Regions from separate parts of the Homo sapiens genome. Here region 2 is linked to region 1. The links are chromatin contacts, found by Hi-C or POLR2A ChIA-PET in ENCODE. All regions are on one chromosome and are shown on one strand. The core of a region is the stretch at or near the end of the contact, and the rest is flanking DNA. Distances in the headings are between cores, read along the strand shown. Region 1 overlaps CAVIN1 (caveolae associated protein 1). Region 2 overlaps ATP6V0A1 (ATPase H+ transporting V0 subunit a1).

Region 1 (6,782 bases), core at 2,685-5,184:
CTCAGCCTCCAAAGTAGCTGGGATTACAGGCATGCGCAACCATGCCCAGCTAATTTTTGTAATTTTAGTAGAGATGGGTTTTCGCTTAGTAGAGATGGGGTGTTTGCCAGGCTGGTCCCGAACTCCTGACTTCAGGTGATCCGCCCACCTCGGCCTCCCAAAGTGCTGGGGTTACAGGCATAAGCCACCAAGCCCGGCCGACCTTCTTCTATTTTTCCATTCTCCTTTCCAAAGCCATGGCCATGCGCTCCTGTGTACAGGTGCATAAACACATCAGTGTGCCATCCCTCACATGCATGTCGTTCCCCACCCCTCCTTCCCAGGGCTTCTCTTGGCTCCAGCGTTCCTCTGGGACCCTCTGCAGATACAGCCTGTGCTGGACCCCCAGCCAGGGTGAGGGCTCATTCTGCTCTGTCTTCCCCACTGCCTCAGTTTCCCCCAAAAGCTGCTTTCACGTCCTTCTAGTAGGGGGCCTCCCATGGGGGCAGGGATCCCCTTTAGGATTCAATCTTTCCTCTTTGGGCAGTTTTGGCTTTGAGTCCCCCAGGGATCAGGGTGAGAATGAAGAAGAGCTCAGTGAGCGGAATGACAGCAGCTGGGTGGGTGGTGTGGGGAGAGGCTGAGGGGAAGGCAGCCCCCCCAGGGGGGCCTAACCGTGGAATCACTGCAATTTCCTCTGAGATCCCGACTTGGACAACCAGGACAGGGATTGACCATTCCCTTCCCATTCCACTCGGACTGTGTCCAAGCGGGGGTTGTCCACTGCGGGGGCTGCCTCCCCATCGGGTCCTAACAGCTCTAAGACTGGGAGTGGAGTTCCTGGAGGTGTGGGGAGGGGGGCGTGTTTTCAATTTAGAAAAATCTCAGCCAGCTCGAGCCGAGAGAGAATGCGAAAGAGGAAGTTCGGAAGGAGCGAGGAATGGGGTGGGTGGCAGCGGGGGCGGCTCAGTCGCTGTCGCTCTTGTCCACCAGCACGGCGTCCGACTCCTCGGTGATCTCCAGCAGCGCGTGCACGTCGGGGCTGCTCCCGCGCCGCAGGTCGCCGGCCTCCCCGCGCTCCGCGCCGCCCTCGTCGTCGTCGGCGCCCACCTCCACCATCTCGGTGGCCTTGAGCACTTCCACCTGGCCCTCGCGGATCTTCTTGACGTGGAAGGTGAAGGGTGGCACCTTGTAGACCGCGGTCTTGGAGCGCGCGTACACCACGTGGTCGGGCGTGAAGGATTTGCGCAACTTGTCCCGCGACGTCTTCAGTTTCTCGCGCCGCTCGGCGGGCACCAGGCGCGTGCCCAGCTTGTTCATGCGCTTCTCCAGGGTGTGCCGCGTCTTCTCCAGGTTTTCCTTGGTCTTGAGGCGCGTCTTCTCCAGGTTCTCGCGGGTACGCACCTTGGTCTTCTCCATCTTCTCCTTGGAGAAGGCCTTCTTGAAGTCGTCCACGCGCCGCAGGCCGCTGCGCTTGATACGCTCTGCGCGGGACTCCTCAATAACCTCCTCAACCTCCACCGCCTCGTCCGACGAAAGCTCCAGCGCCGCTGCGTCCTCCTCGGGCCGCTCGCCCTCGCCCAGCTCCTCGCCCTCCTTCTCTGGCAGCGCCTCCGACTCTTTCAGCGATTTGCTGATGCTCAGTTTGGCCGGCAGCTTCACTTCATCCTAAGGGAAGAGGAGAAGGGACATGAGAGGCGTCGGAGGAGGCGGATGTGGGCGAGCCTGAGTCAGGGTGGTGACGATCCTGGAGAGAGGGGAGCATGGGACGCTCGTGGTCCCCAGGAAACTGGCGGGCGCTCAATAAATGTGTGTAGGCTCACGCCTGTAATATTAGCGCTGTGGGAGACCGAGGCAGGAGGATGGCTTGAGTCCAGGAGTTCGAGACCAGCCTGGGCAACATATCACCCATCTCCGGCCCCCCAACCCCGCGTCGCCATTCTTTCTCTCTCTCTCTCCTTGTTTTTTTTTTTTTTTTTTTTTTTAAACGGAGTCTCGATCTGTTGCCGAGGCTGGAGTGCAGTGGGCGCGATCTTGGCTCACCGCAACCTCCGCCACCCGGGTTCAAGCAATTCTCCTGCCTCAGCCTCCCGAATAGCTGGGATTACAGGCGCCCGCCACCACGCCGGCTAAATTTTGTATCTTTAATAGAGACGGTGTTTCTCCATATTGGTCAGGCTGGTCTCGAACTCCCGACCTCAGGTGATCCGCCCGCCTCGGCCTCCCAAAGTTCTGGGATTACAGGCGTGAGCCACTGCGCCCGGCCTCGCGCCGCCATTCTCTAAAAAACATGTGTGTTGAACGAATGGTGACTAAACAGACCGCGGGAGCAGGGGACCAAACTTCGGGTCGGAGATGGGGTTGCGTAATAATTGCACTTGGGCTAAAATCTCTGTGGTCGTCCAACCCTGTCCTGATCCCTTTCCACCCGTAGATGATATTAAACCACTACGGCCCTCGGGAGACACAGCTCCACTTTGGAAATGGGCGGAGCGCCCTCTGGTGCCGCAAATCGCACACTGCCCGAGCCAGGCCGAAAAGCAAGTGGTGGGAGTGTCTAAGTTGAAAGCGGGTAGGGGTTTGAGCCCACAGCTGCACCTACCCACCCAAGCAGGTAAAGTAAAGGAAGTGCATTTCCTAGACTCAAGCTATTTCTTTTTTTTTTTTTTTTTGAGATGGAGTCTCGCTTTGTCGCCCAGGCTGCAGTGCAGTGACACGATCTCTGCTGACTGCAACCTCTGCCTCCCAGGTTCAAGCAATTCTCCTGCCTCAGCCTCCTGAGTAGCTGGGACTGCAGGCATGCGCCACCACACCTGGCTAATTTTTTTGTATTTTTAGTAGACTCGGGGTTTCACCATGTTGGTCAGATTGGTCTCGAACCCCTGACCTCAAATGATCCACCCGCCTTGGCCTCCCAAAGTGCTGGGATTACAGGCATAAGCCACTGCTCCTGGCCTCAAGCTATTTCAGAACCAGCCTTAGAGATGGAGAACTGTGGTCCACCCTCCCCCACCTCCACCTTCTTTGACTCCTTCATACTGTTTGGCTCCACCAGTGGTCATTCTCCCCCTCCCCCACATTTAGAAATTGATATTGGAAAGAGGAAGAAGCTGGCTGGGAGCCACGGACATGTTTTCTCCCCAGTCTGGACATTTCTTCTGGTTGTGACTTCCCTACTTTGGGATAGAAGAGAGATTACTTTTCAATTCTTGCTTTCCCTACCCCCTGCCCCCAGCACAAAGCCTGAGCTCAGGGGTCTAGGAGTAGGATGGGTGGTCTCAGATTCCCCATGACCCTGGAGCTCAGAACCAGTTCTTTGCTTTTCTGTCTTCTCCTTGGAGGACTTAGCACCAGAACTGCTTTCCATTCCGGGAAGATTTTCCAAGATCTTGACTCTGGCCAACATTTCAGAATCTCTGGATCACTCCCTCCCCCACCTCCACCCTCATCAGAGAGCAGGGGAGGCTGAGCACAGAAAGGGAAAGGGCAGACCAAGATCATCAATAGGATCTCTTTGGCCCAGACTCCCTTTAGTGACTTCAAATGAAGGAACGAGAGATAGTCGCTTTTCTAAAGGGTTTTCTGAAGACCATTTCCCAGAATTATAAGAAAAATCCTGTCCCCTAAGAAATTAAGGCAACATAAACTGAGTCCTCTCACTGACACCACACACACACACCCCTATACATAGGCTGCTCGGTATCTCTGCACCACCTGCTACAGAAATTCCTTCCCCAGCCCCCAACCTCTTTCCTCTTCCCTCCCATCAACATCCCCCCAGAGTTTCCTGGTTTACACTGAAAACTAGGAACACCCTCTCCCAACTTCCTTCCCTTCTTGTCAATAGCATTAGCAGGGACAAAGAGGGAATGCTGGCTCCACCTCTTCTCTCATCTGGGCATCAGCTCTGCTGGGCACCAAGCCACCTCCAGCTCTCTGTTACCCAACTACACCTCCCAGCAGGCAAGGTGACCTGGGCACAGGGCATGCTGGGACTTGTAGTCTCTACCTGCCATAGACGGCTTAGTGCAGATCATGGGCAATCCTAGGGCATTTTGTTTATCCCTCTGCCTCTTATCATTCACTGAGGCATTGAAGGGTGTTTTCCTTGTTCTGAGTGTAGGAGAGTCTCAACTTCTCTTTGCATTCCCTCTGATTTCCAGTCATTCACTTTGGGGCTCCTACAATCACCCTTACCCTGCCTGCTACTGGAGTGCATATCATTTAAGACTTATACATCATTGTAGGATCTAAACCCTCTTCATCCATCTCCACCCAGAATTTACCTGCAGCCCCAGTATATATATATATTAAAAAAAATTCAGCTCTGATCTTTCCTTCATAACCTCCCAGACTTAAAAACCCACCCACGCCCCACCAAAGGGTGGAGAGAGCCCCTCCTTTCACTAAACTCAGACAATGTGAATAGGCTAGGGAGGGATTAAGGGTGACAGGCAGGGAATAGTCAGGAAACAGCCCCAGCTGCTGGAAAACAAATCCACTTTGTCTCTCTGCCCTACCCCCAGCATCCCCCGCTTCTCCCCTACCCCTGCTGCCTGCTCCACCCCACCCCTAAAGGCTGAGCTGGCTGGTTTTCCTGGCCTGTGGCTTCCTAGATAAAGGTCTTTGCCAGCTGAACTTGGAAGTGAATGGGACTGGGGAGAGAGCTGCAGACTTCTTATAGCCAATGCCATCTTCCTAGTGCCTCATGAAAGGTCTCAAACTACAACATAAGGAAGCAATCCTAGTGAGAGGAGGTTTTTGTTTTTTAGTTTTTTTGTTTTTTTTGAGATGGAGTTTTGCTCTTGCTCCCCAGGCTGGAGTGCAATGACACGATCTCGGCTCACCGCAACATCCGCCTCCTAGGTTCAAGCAATTCTCCTGCCTGGGCCTCCCAAATAGCTGAGATTACAGGCATGTGCCACCACACCTGGCTAATTTTGTATTTTTAGTAGAGACGGGGTTTCTCCATGTTGATCAGGCTGGTCTTGAACTCCCAACCTCATGTGATTCGCCCTCCTCAGCCTCCCAAAGTGCTGGGATTACAAGCCTAAGCCACCGTGCCCGGCCTTTTTTTTTTTTTTTTTTGAGACATGGTCTCACTCTGTCACCTAGGTTGGAGTGCAGTGGCGCGATCTCGGCTCACTGCAACCTCTGCCTCCTGGGTTCAAGCAGTTCTCCTGCCTCAGCCTCCCAAGTAGCTGGGATTACAGGCATGCACCACCACACCTGGCTAGTTTTTGTATTTTTTGGTAGAGACAGGGTTTCACCATGTTGGCCAGGCTGTTCTCAAACTCCTGACCTCAAGGGATCCTCCCACCTCGGCCTCCCAAAGTGCTGGGATTACAGGCACGAGCCACCGCATCTGGCCATTTTTGTGTTTTTGTTTGTTTGTTTTGAGATGGGGTCTTGTTCTGTCAACCAGGCTGAAGTGCAGTGGCATGATTACAGGTCACTACAGCCTCAACCTCCTGGGCTCTAGTGATCCTCCCACCTCAGCCTCCCAAGTAGCTGGAACTACAGGCGCACGCCACCATGCCCAGCTAATTTTTGTAGTTTTTGTACAGGCAGAGTCTCACTATGTTGCCCAGGCTGGTCTCAAACTCCTGGGCTCAAGTGATCCCCTTGCCTCGGCCTCCCAAAGTGCTGAGATTTCTCGCATGAGCCACTGTGCCTGGCCAAGGGGAGGTTTATTCCTGGATTTAGAAATCTCTCCAGACCAGTAAGGGATCTGGGGGCTCTAACCCCATTCATCGTAGGCTTCCCCTGGAGTGACGGCTTACACCATAGGAGCTGCCTTCTTGGTGGAAGGTCAGGGGACAGGAGACGAAACAACTTGAGCTGAATCCTGGGATGATGTCCAATAGGCTGGCTCTGGAGAGGGTATTTCACCATTAGCTTTTCCTCTCCACTCCAGGCCAGGTTTCCCCCATGACTCACAGCCTTGGAGTGCTGTCTTGGTCCCACCCATCTGCTTGCTGGTACAACCACCACAAACACAATCCAAAATCATCTCCCTCCACCCTGGGCACACAGGCCAGGCACCCTTGTCCCACCCCTACTTCTCTGGCAGAGCTCCTAAGCCAAAGGAAGGACCTCAGGGGATGGCAAGGAGGGACGGCTCTGCTTGTTCTGTTTCTCGTTTTTATTAAACAAAACCACCACTCCCAATAGGCTTGGTTTCCAGAGTTACCTTTAATGACCAGCTCTGAACAAAAGCATTACAGTTCCCCCTGCCCTTTGCCAAGCACACATAGCTCCTCAATCCTCGATGGATGCAGAGGAGCCACAGGGAGGCTCCCAGCCTCTTCCACTCCACCCCCCAACCCTGCTGTCTAAACTCGAGATCTGGCTTAGGAAGATTTTTATAAGATTATAATGTCATTGAGCACCTATTACACATCTGGCCCTTGGCCAGGCACTTCACATTTGTTAGGGAGAAGGGACAGATGCCACATGGGTCTGGGTAGGAGGCTCTCTTGACTTAAGGCTGACCAGCTCTAGGTCCCCAACCACTGCCTGGGAATGGCTGGAGGAGACTGGAGAGGTAATTCAGAGACCCAGGATCTGCTTAGAGTGTATGTTAGAAGAGGGTGCAGAGGAGGGGAGAGGTGAAGGGGAGAGAACGTCTTTAAAATTCAGGACCTCTGCTAGAGGTTGCTAAGACAAGGAGATGAGAGACCCCAAGGGCAGAAGTGTCCCTCCCTTCTGCTCTAGCGTGCATTCTTGGCAGGGGTGAAATTGCATCCAAAAGGGTGAAAACTGATTCTTGGAGATTGGGAGGGGACTTAGATATCACAATG
Region 2 (6,782 bases), core at 1,615-4,114, 110 kb after region 1:
GAGTGAAACTCGGTCTCAAAAAATAAAAATACAGGGTGTATTTCACATAAACAACAAATAATTTTTTTAGTATGAGTATTTCCCAAATGTGCATGGGATATGCTTATACTAAAAACTGGGGCAGTCTGTATTTTCTGTGGCTGTTCCACCTCAGACTCCACTTCTTTGGGTCTCTATTTTCTCCTTTATGTTGTGATTCTCTTTTTGGGGGTCTCAAAACCCCAATGTCTCTGGAAGTTCTGGCCCCTCTCCCCAGAGGAGCACTCACACACTTCTCCTGTTTTACAAGCATAGGGGTCTGACTCACTGGTGTGCCTTAGAGGCCCCTGGATGGGATGCTCTGTGGTGTTCATGATCTCAAGGCCAGAAGAGGACTATGAATGTCTCTCTTCGTTCTCAAAACCTGAAGAAAATCCAGCATCTGAACCTGAGAAACTCATTCCCCACTCCCCTTTATCTTTGATTATTCTCATGGCTGGGTGACCCCTGAGCCTCCTCAAAGATTCAGCTGTGGGTTTTTCTGAATGATGGGCGGAGAGTGAGGCATGGAAGGGCAAGACGTGGCTAGGGTGCACTCTTCTTCAAAAGCCCTGCTGCGTCAGTAGACCTGGCTTCCTCTGGCCTGGCTCTCTCCCTCCTGGCCTCCCTCCTCCCCACCCAGCTCATCTGGCTGGCCTCCCTGTTCTAAGCTTATCAGCCGACCCCCGCAAGCACACTTCCTCAGCCCTCCTCAGTGCACGAGAACCTCTGAGGACTCACTTTTTCTTGCCCCTTGGCCTCCTTTCTTTTCTTTTCACTCCTGTCTCTTGAGCCCTGGGTTTGAGGGAACAGTGACCACCTCACCTTGATTCCAGCCCACGTGGGTAGCCGGTCATCTCCCTGGGCAGGGCGGGAGCAAGGCACTGTTGCAGAGCAAGGCCGCCTGGGCTTGAGCCTCATTTTGTTGCCAGAAGATTGCTTCCTCCTCAGGCTCACCTGTGGCCTCCCCGTGTCTTCCCAGGTCCCCCTGAACTGAAGTGATGAGTGGCAGGACAGCAGGCTCCGGAATTGGGCGACCTGGGTTGGAATTCCAGCACTGTCACACCAGGCAGGGAACCTGAGCAGAACATTCACTGCCAAGATTACTGTGAGCAAGTAGGAAGTAATGCACACACCAAGTGCTGCCACAGCAAAAGCAGGTGCTCTAGGATGGGTAGTGGCTGCTCTGCTTAAAAGTGGGATGCCCTTACTGGGTGCGATGGCTCACACCTATAATCCCAGCATTCTGGGAGGCTGAGGCAGGCAGATCACCTGAGGTCAGGAGTTCGAGACCAGCCTGGACAACATGGTGAAACCCCATCTCTACTAAAAATGCAAACATTAGCTGGGCGTGATGGTGGGCGCCTGTAATCCCAGCTACTCGGGAGGCTGAGGCAAGAGAATCGCTTGAACCCAGGAGATGGAGGTTGCAGTGAGCCAAGATCGCGCCACTGCACTGCAACCTGGGCGACAGACCGAGACTCCGTCTCAAAACAACAACAACAACAACAACAACAAAAAAACCTGGGATGCCCTAGAGAGAGGGTGTCTGCCTGGGGTCCCCCATAAAAAGACTGCTTTTAGCCTGTCTAGAGTGAGAGAAGACCCCAGAGGAGGCAGAGGATACCATCAGAATGCCCTCAGGTGCTGTTTGCAAGGAACAGCCTCCCCATATATGTCGTATTTATTTTGGCAATAGGAGTATTGGGTAGGAGAGGAAAAAACAGTGCAAACCTCCTTTGTGCAACTTCCAGAATCTCGTCTTTGGAGGGCTGTTCCCGTGACACGAGTGGGGCGCCTCCCCCACCACTAAAACAGAAGTGAATGAAATTGGTGCTTGTGCGCCCCCTCCTGGCAAAATGCGGCTGTGCGTCCAGGATGCCTGGATCTTCCCTGTGGCCCAGGACTGCAGGAGGCGTTCTGAGCTGTGGCCCTCTTACCAGGGGTGGAGCCTCTGGGGCTGCTGAACCAGCTGTAGGGATGGTGCTGCTGTTCTTCCTGGCATCCATCCTAGGCATCTTCATACCTCCCACTTTATCCCTGCTGTTTCCTGATTCAAGGGCTGCCCCATTATACAAGTTCTGGTCTCCTCAGTGGGGACAATAAGAAAAACATTTGATTCGATAACATATAAACCACTAGTGTGAGATTCATGCAGCATCATAGGAAGGGGGGTGATGTGTTTGAAAACAGTGAGCAGGCTAATGTATTAATCTGCTAATTCTGTCTCCTGAGTTTTCTCTCTTTTCCTCCCTCCTGCCACATGAAGTGTGCTTGGCTTCTTACCTACCATAATTAGACATCTTTTCTTCCTCAGAGAAGGCATGAGACAGGGATTTGATTGTAGTTATCACTGTAAACATCAAACTGATTTTTATGCAGAACTATTGCCCCAGGGCATACCTTCCAAGGAACCTGGTCTCTCCTTACCTAGCGAATTCCACATACACATAGATGTACACCTACCTGTACACTCACAGATTGGGTGGTGATTAAAGGGACAGAATCGGGGACCAGCTTCTTGTTAGGAATGCAGTGTTGCCACGGCATGACAGCATGGAGCAGTTGAGGGAATGGCTGCCCAGGAGAACTCAGAACTCTTGAAATGTAGTTCCAGGCTGCCATCATTGCCCTGATATTCAGGCCGTCAGACAGATGTGTGTTGTAGGCCCTGAACGGCACAGAGAGTGGCAGAACAGGCTACATAAACAGCTCAGCCCAGAATTGTCTTTCCAGACTGCCTGCCCTCAGTCACAACCCCCACCAGGGAAGGGAAGCGGCCCCAAGACTCCTTCCTCCTTCACCCACTCGAGGAAACAGAGTTCCTGTTACGTGGCATGAATGATGTCTTTTGGCCCCAGTTAATCCCTCTGAGTCACCAGGTGGCCTTTGCCAAGTGCTGGAGCTGGAAGAGATGATAGAGACACTCATCTGGCGTCCTGAGGCTCTCCTCACAGCTGTTGAATTCTAGAGGTGCATTTCAGTGTCTTGGGGCATGGCAAGACTTTGGAGGCTCCCTGAGCAGAGCAGTGGAGATGCCCAAAAAGAAGGAAGAACCTAGGATGGCAGATGGGGCCCCCCTTGCCCTGGGGAACTTCATGTTTGTACTTTCTCAGGAAGCACACATTTCCCCAGTTCAGCGGGAGAGAGTGGGGAGACTAGCAGGGAAATTGCTTTCCAGCTTTGTGCTGGGTGGTTGGGGTGAGGGTGGCCACGGAAGGAGGTGAAATCAGGCTGACCTCAAGATAGACCCAAGATGTCCCAGTTCTGGCCGCTCTAAGTCTCTAAAGCAGCAGCTGGTGGGAGGGGCAGTATTGGGCAGTATGTCAGGGAGGCCACCTGTCTGCTCACACAGTACAATTGATGTGCCCCTCCCAGGCATATATCCCTCTTCCTCCTTGCTGGGCCCCCATGGGTAGATAAGGTGACTGGAGGGGTGCCAAGAAAAGGGCGGTGCCCCCACAGGCATCTGAAAACAAAGCTGCTGCTCCATTTGCCCAGTTTGAAGATTAGAATGGTTTTGTGATTAGCCAGGAGGGGGTGGGGGTCAGAGTTCTGGACACCTCACTGGAGTCGGGGGTCAGCATACCCTACCAAGGCTGACATTCACTCCTAGGTAATGGCCTGGGACCCTCAGGTGACTTGTCCACTCTCTGGCTATGTATTGTTGAATGAAAAGGGGACATGTAAATCTCGTTTCAGCTGTTCTGAAATAACCCTTGCCACATGGGAACACAGTCTATTCAACATGAAGAATTCAAACCTAACACAAGTGGGTGAGAAGCAGGAACCCACTGCTAGGCCCCACCGCGTTCCCTCAGAGGTGGTCTCAGTAGCTGGAACTTGGAGAAGTAGTTTTGGTGGGGTGTTGGGACGTGGGTGAATCCAGGTCCTGGTTTGGAATTGCTCTGGTGGGAACCGTCAGCTAACGTCAGTTGGAAGCTCTGTGTCCTCCCCCTCCTGAGTCCTGTTTTTCCTGGAGGACCTTGGCCCACCCCTGTGGAATGTGGGGATGTGGGGAAGAAAGCTGACTGCTTTTACTCCCACTCAGAAAATTCGGTTGCGCTCTTCTTCAAGGGGGTGCTCCTCAGCCTGCACCCCAGTGAAGGGGCCTCTGAGGAACTCCCAGTGCCACTGGCAAACAGTCTGTAACCTTTGGGCCCCAGCCACCTCCCAGCCCCTGTTCTCTTAATTCCTGCCTTCTTGGCTTGGAGGGAGGAATCTCCATTTGTAAAAGCTGAGTTAGGGAACTAGAGGGTTCCTGAAGCTTTAAAGCGCCTCAAAGCCCTCACCCTGCACGTGACCTGTCACCTGGAGCCTGCCCCAGCCCCCACGCCTGCCTGTTCTTATAGGGGCTCCGGTGCCTCCAGGGTCACACAGCACCATGTGGAAACTATTCCTCAGGGCAGCTCTCCTTGGCCTTTTTATCCCCTGAATCATGCATTTTTCTGCCCTTATTTGGTGTGGTTTGGTTGCTGGGCAGCTGTCCAGGGTGAGTTTGCAGGAGGAAGCACAGCCAAGCAGCCTCGCTCTGCTTATGGGACAGTCTTCCTCCCACCCTCCCTGAGAGTGAAAGGGCCCCACAGAGACCATCAGGCATGGATGCTGAACTGCTGGGAAGGGAGCTCAGGCTTTTTCTTTTTAGTCCCCAAGAGAAGAATTCTTTCTCAGATGTTTTTGTGGTTGGAGAATATTTTTGCCATTGCTTTGAGAAGACTTCCCCTCCTAACTCCCCCTCTTTCCTTGGAATTTCCTTCCTTAAATGGAAAGCCTTCAACATTCACTCCAAGCTCGCCCTTTTGCTCCCCCAAGGAAAAATAACAAGCAAACAGAGGTGCTTGCCCAGTGTCTCTGGAGGGGCTTCCCTTAGAGGTGGGCTGTGTGATCCCCTGCCAGGAGGGGGCGATGGGGGCCACTTGTTCATTAACGATGTTAGGCTCAAGGTAACTGAACTTTTTTTGCACATGCCTCTCTGCAGAGAGTTGTGCATAAACACACTGCTCGGCAGGACAGAGCAAGATTGGGAACTGAGGGCAAATCCCTTCCTCCGTGCGTCGAACTCTTGATCCCAGGCCTTAAAAGTGGGATCTCTGCACTCTGGGCTTTCTCTAGCTTCCCCAGGGAAGGGAGGCTCGGGGTGAGGTGGGCACGGGGCATCTTTCCTGCCCAACTGTGAAGTCCTAAAAAGCTTCACAAAGTTTCTATTGAATGACAGCTTTCTTCTTCTCTTTCTCCAGGGTTGAGTTCCAGAATAAATTCTACAGCGGGACCGGTTTCAAGTTCTTACCCTTCTCCTTCGAGCATATTCGGGAAGGGAAGTTTGAAGAGTGAGTCCCTGTGAGGGCCGTGTGCCCCATGCTACCCTCCCCGCCTCCCTCCACAGTGATCAGCTGTGCCTCTCTGCCTGTTGGTTGTGATCTGTGGGCACCAGCTCATTCGTGTCACCCTGTCTGTGAGTCATTTAGATAGAATAGTCCTCCTTGGGTCTCCCACCACCCCTAGCTTTGTGTGTAGTGTAGTGATTTTCTGGCTGTCACTCATACTCACTGGGCACCAGCCTTGCCCTCTTAGCCTCCATCCATCCAGACAGCCCTTCCCACCTCCTGGTGGTGAGCCAGTCTGCATTCCCACGCCATCCCAAAGCCCTTTCATCTTCCCCGTGCATTGTAGATGGAAGGAGCACCCATGCCATTCACATCTAGACTTTGAGTTCCCTGCATCTGCCACCGTAGTTTCTAGCAGGAGTAGTGGGGGGAGTAATACAGATTCTTCCCTAGAAGGGGACACTGGTAACATGTCCCACTCTTGGATTAGCAGGGGTGGGTCCAGGAAGATGATATTTGCGTCTTTTGCCCACCCCCCTGGCATTCAGCTGGACCCAACTAGGCCATCATGAGTGGCTTCTCCCTGTCATCCCCAGGGGTCATAGGATATCTACACCGCCTTTCTGACCCCACCCTGCACTCCCATCCTTTCCTCTCTCCCCGTTCATGCCCTGCACTACATAGCACAGCCGGGATGCTTGGAACAGAGGCCTTGGCTGCTCCGCAGTGCACAGGGCTTCCCTCTCTCGGGGTTGGCTTCTTCCCAGGCCTTGCATGGGCCCTGCCCACAAGCACACCCTCAGGCCGAGGGTGCAGACTGATGCTCTTCCCTGATGGAGACCCTGAGATCTTCCCCACCCCCAATCATGATGTCTTCAGTGTGGGACTGGGGTCCTCTTGGTTCTGCCTGCAGCCTGCCTGGCTCCGCCCCTAGTGCCCCCTCCTCACCACACTGGCCCCAGGTCTCAGGAGGGGTGTCCTGGGCAGGGAAGGTCAGTGTCACTGATGGTTTGCTGTTTGGAAGCCATTGGCAGGGCTGCCGTGCATGTGGCTGTGAGGGCTGCACAGTCCTGCCAAGGGGCTTCCTCCTTGTCACCCCGAACCTTGTAATCGTGTGCTGGCGTGGCAGCCCTGGCTAAGTTAATCCCCACCGCTTTCAGTGGTAGAAAGAATTCCCTGAGTGGGCCAGGCTGGTGCCCTCCTCCTACCCTGGCTTTTCTGAGTGAGCTGCCTGGAGCCCTCATCCCCTCTCCCAGGCTGGGCTGGCCCTGGGCGGGGCCACTGTGTGCTGGCCCACTGTGACCTGACCCGACCTTGTGCAGCCCCCCTGCCCTGGTGTCCTGGGTTTTCGTGATGATCTTTGCTCTGTTTCCAGTGGGGTTTGAAGCAGAGTTCAGGGAACCCTGCCCAAGGTCCTCCTGTTCAGACATTCCTATGTTG

The links. A loop is a pair of places that touch in the nucleus more often than their neighbours do. ChIA-PET counts read pairs that join two places held with the same protein, here RNA polymerase II (POLR2A). Pooled maps may share reads with other maps.
Region 2: a map of endothelial cell of umbilical vein shows a loop between it and region 1 (8-fold over the local background). The contact joins two enhancer-like sites. A Hi-C loop is called at or near these places in 41 of 168 maps with a recorded cell type or tissue (A673, B cell, CD4-positive, alpha-beta T cell and 31 more), 26 of 37 single-sample maps with no recorded cell type and 38 of 50 pooled maps. POLR2A ChIA-PET finds 5 or more read pairs at or near these places in 19 of 52 experiments (A549, A673, AG04449 and 15 more).

What each region holds. Positions count from the first base shown.
Region 1 is chr17:42,403,742-42,410,523 of GRCh38, forward strand. CAVIN1 (caveolae associated protein 1) reads right to left here. Exons shown (of 2, transcript NM_012232.6): 2 at 1-1,647. The coding sequence ends at 946. Among named protein-coding and RNA genes, the nearest start is that of CAVIN1, 16 kb to the right of the region's middle. RefSeq lists an enhancer at 2,570-2,619. Within about 2 kb of position 3,935, at least 26 of the 41 ENCODE cell types and tissues checked have a DNase peak (open chromatin) inside an H3K27ac peak, as active enhancers do; they include HCT116, ascending aorta, dorsolateral prefrontal cortex and 8 more, where a contact is called at or near this core.
Region 2 is chr17:42,515,772-42,522,553 of GRCh38, forward strand. ATP6V0A1 (ATPase H+ transporting V0 subunit a1) reads left to right here. Exons shown (of 22, transcript NM_001130021.3): 22 at 5,256-6,782. The coding sequence ends at 5,349. Among named protein-coding and RNA genes, the nearest start is that of MIR5010, 5.0 kb to the left of the region's middle. RefSeq lists an enhancer at 836-1,335 and a silencer at 1,779-1,828. Within about 2 kb of position 2,865, at least 34 of the 41 ENCODE cell types and tissues checked have a DNase peak (open chromatin) inside an H3K27ac peak, as active enhancers do; they include HCT116, ascending aorta, dorsolateral prefrontal cortex and 8 more, where a contact is called at or near this core.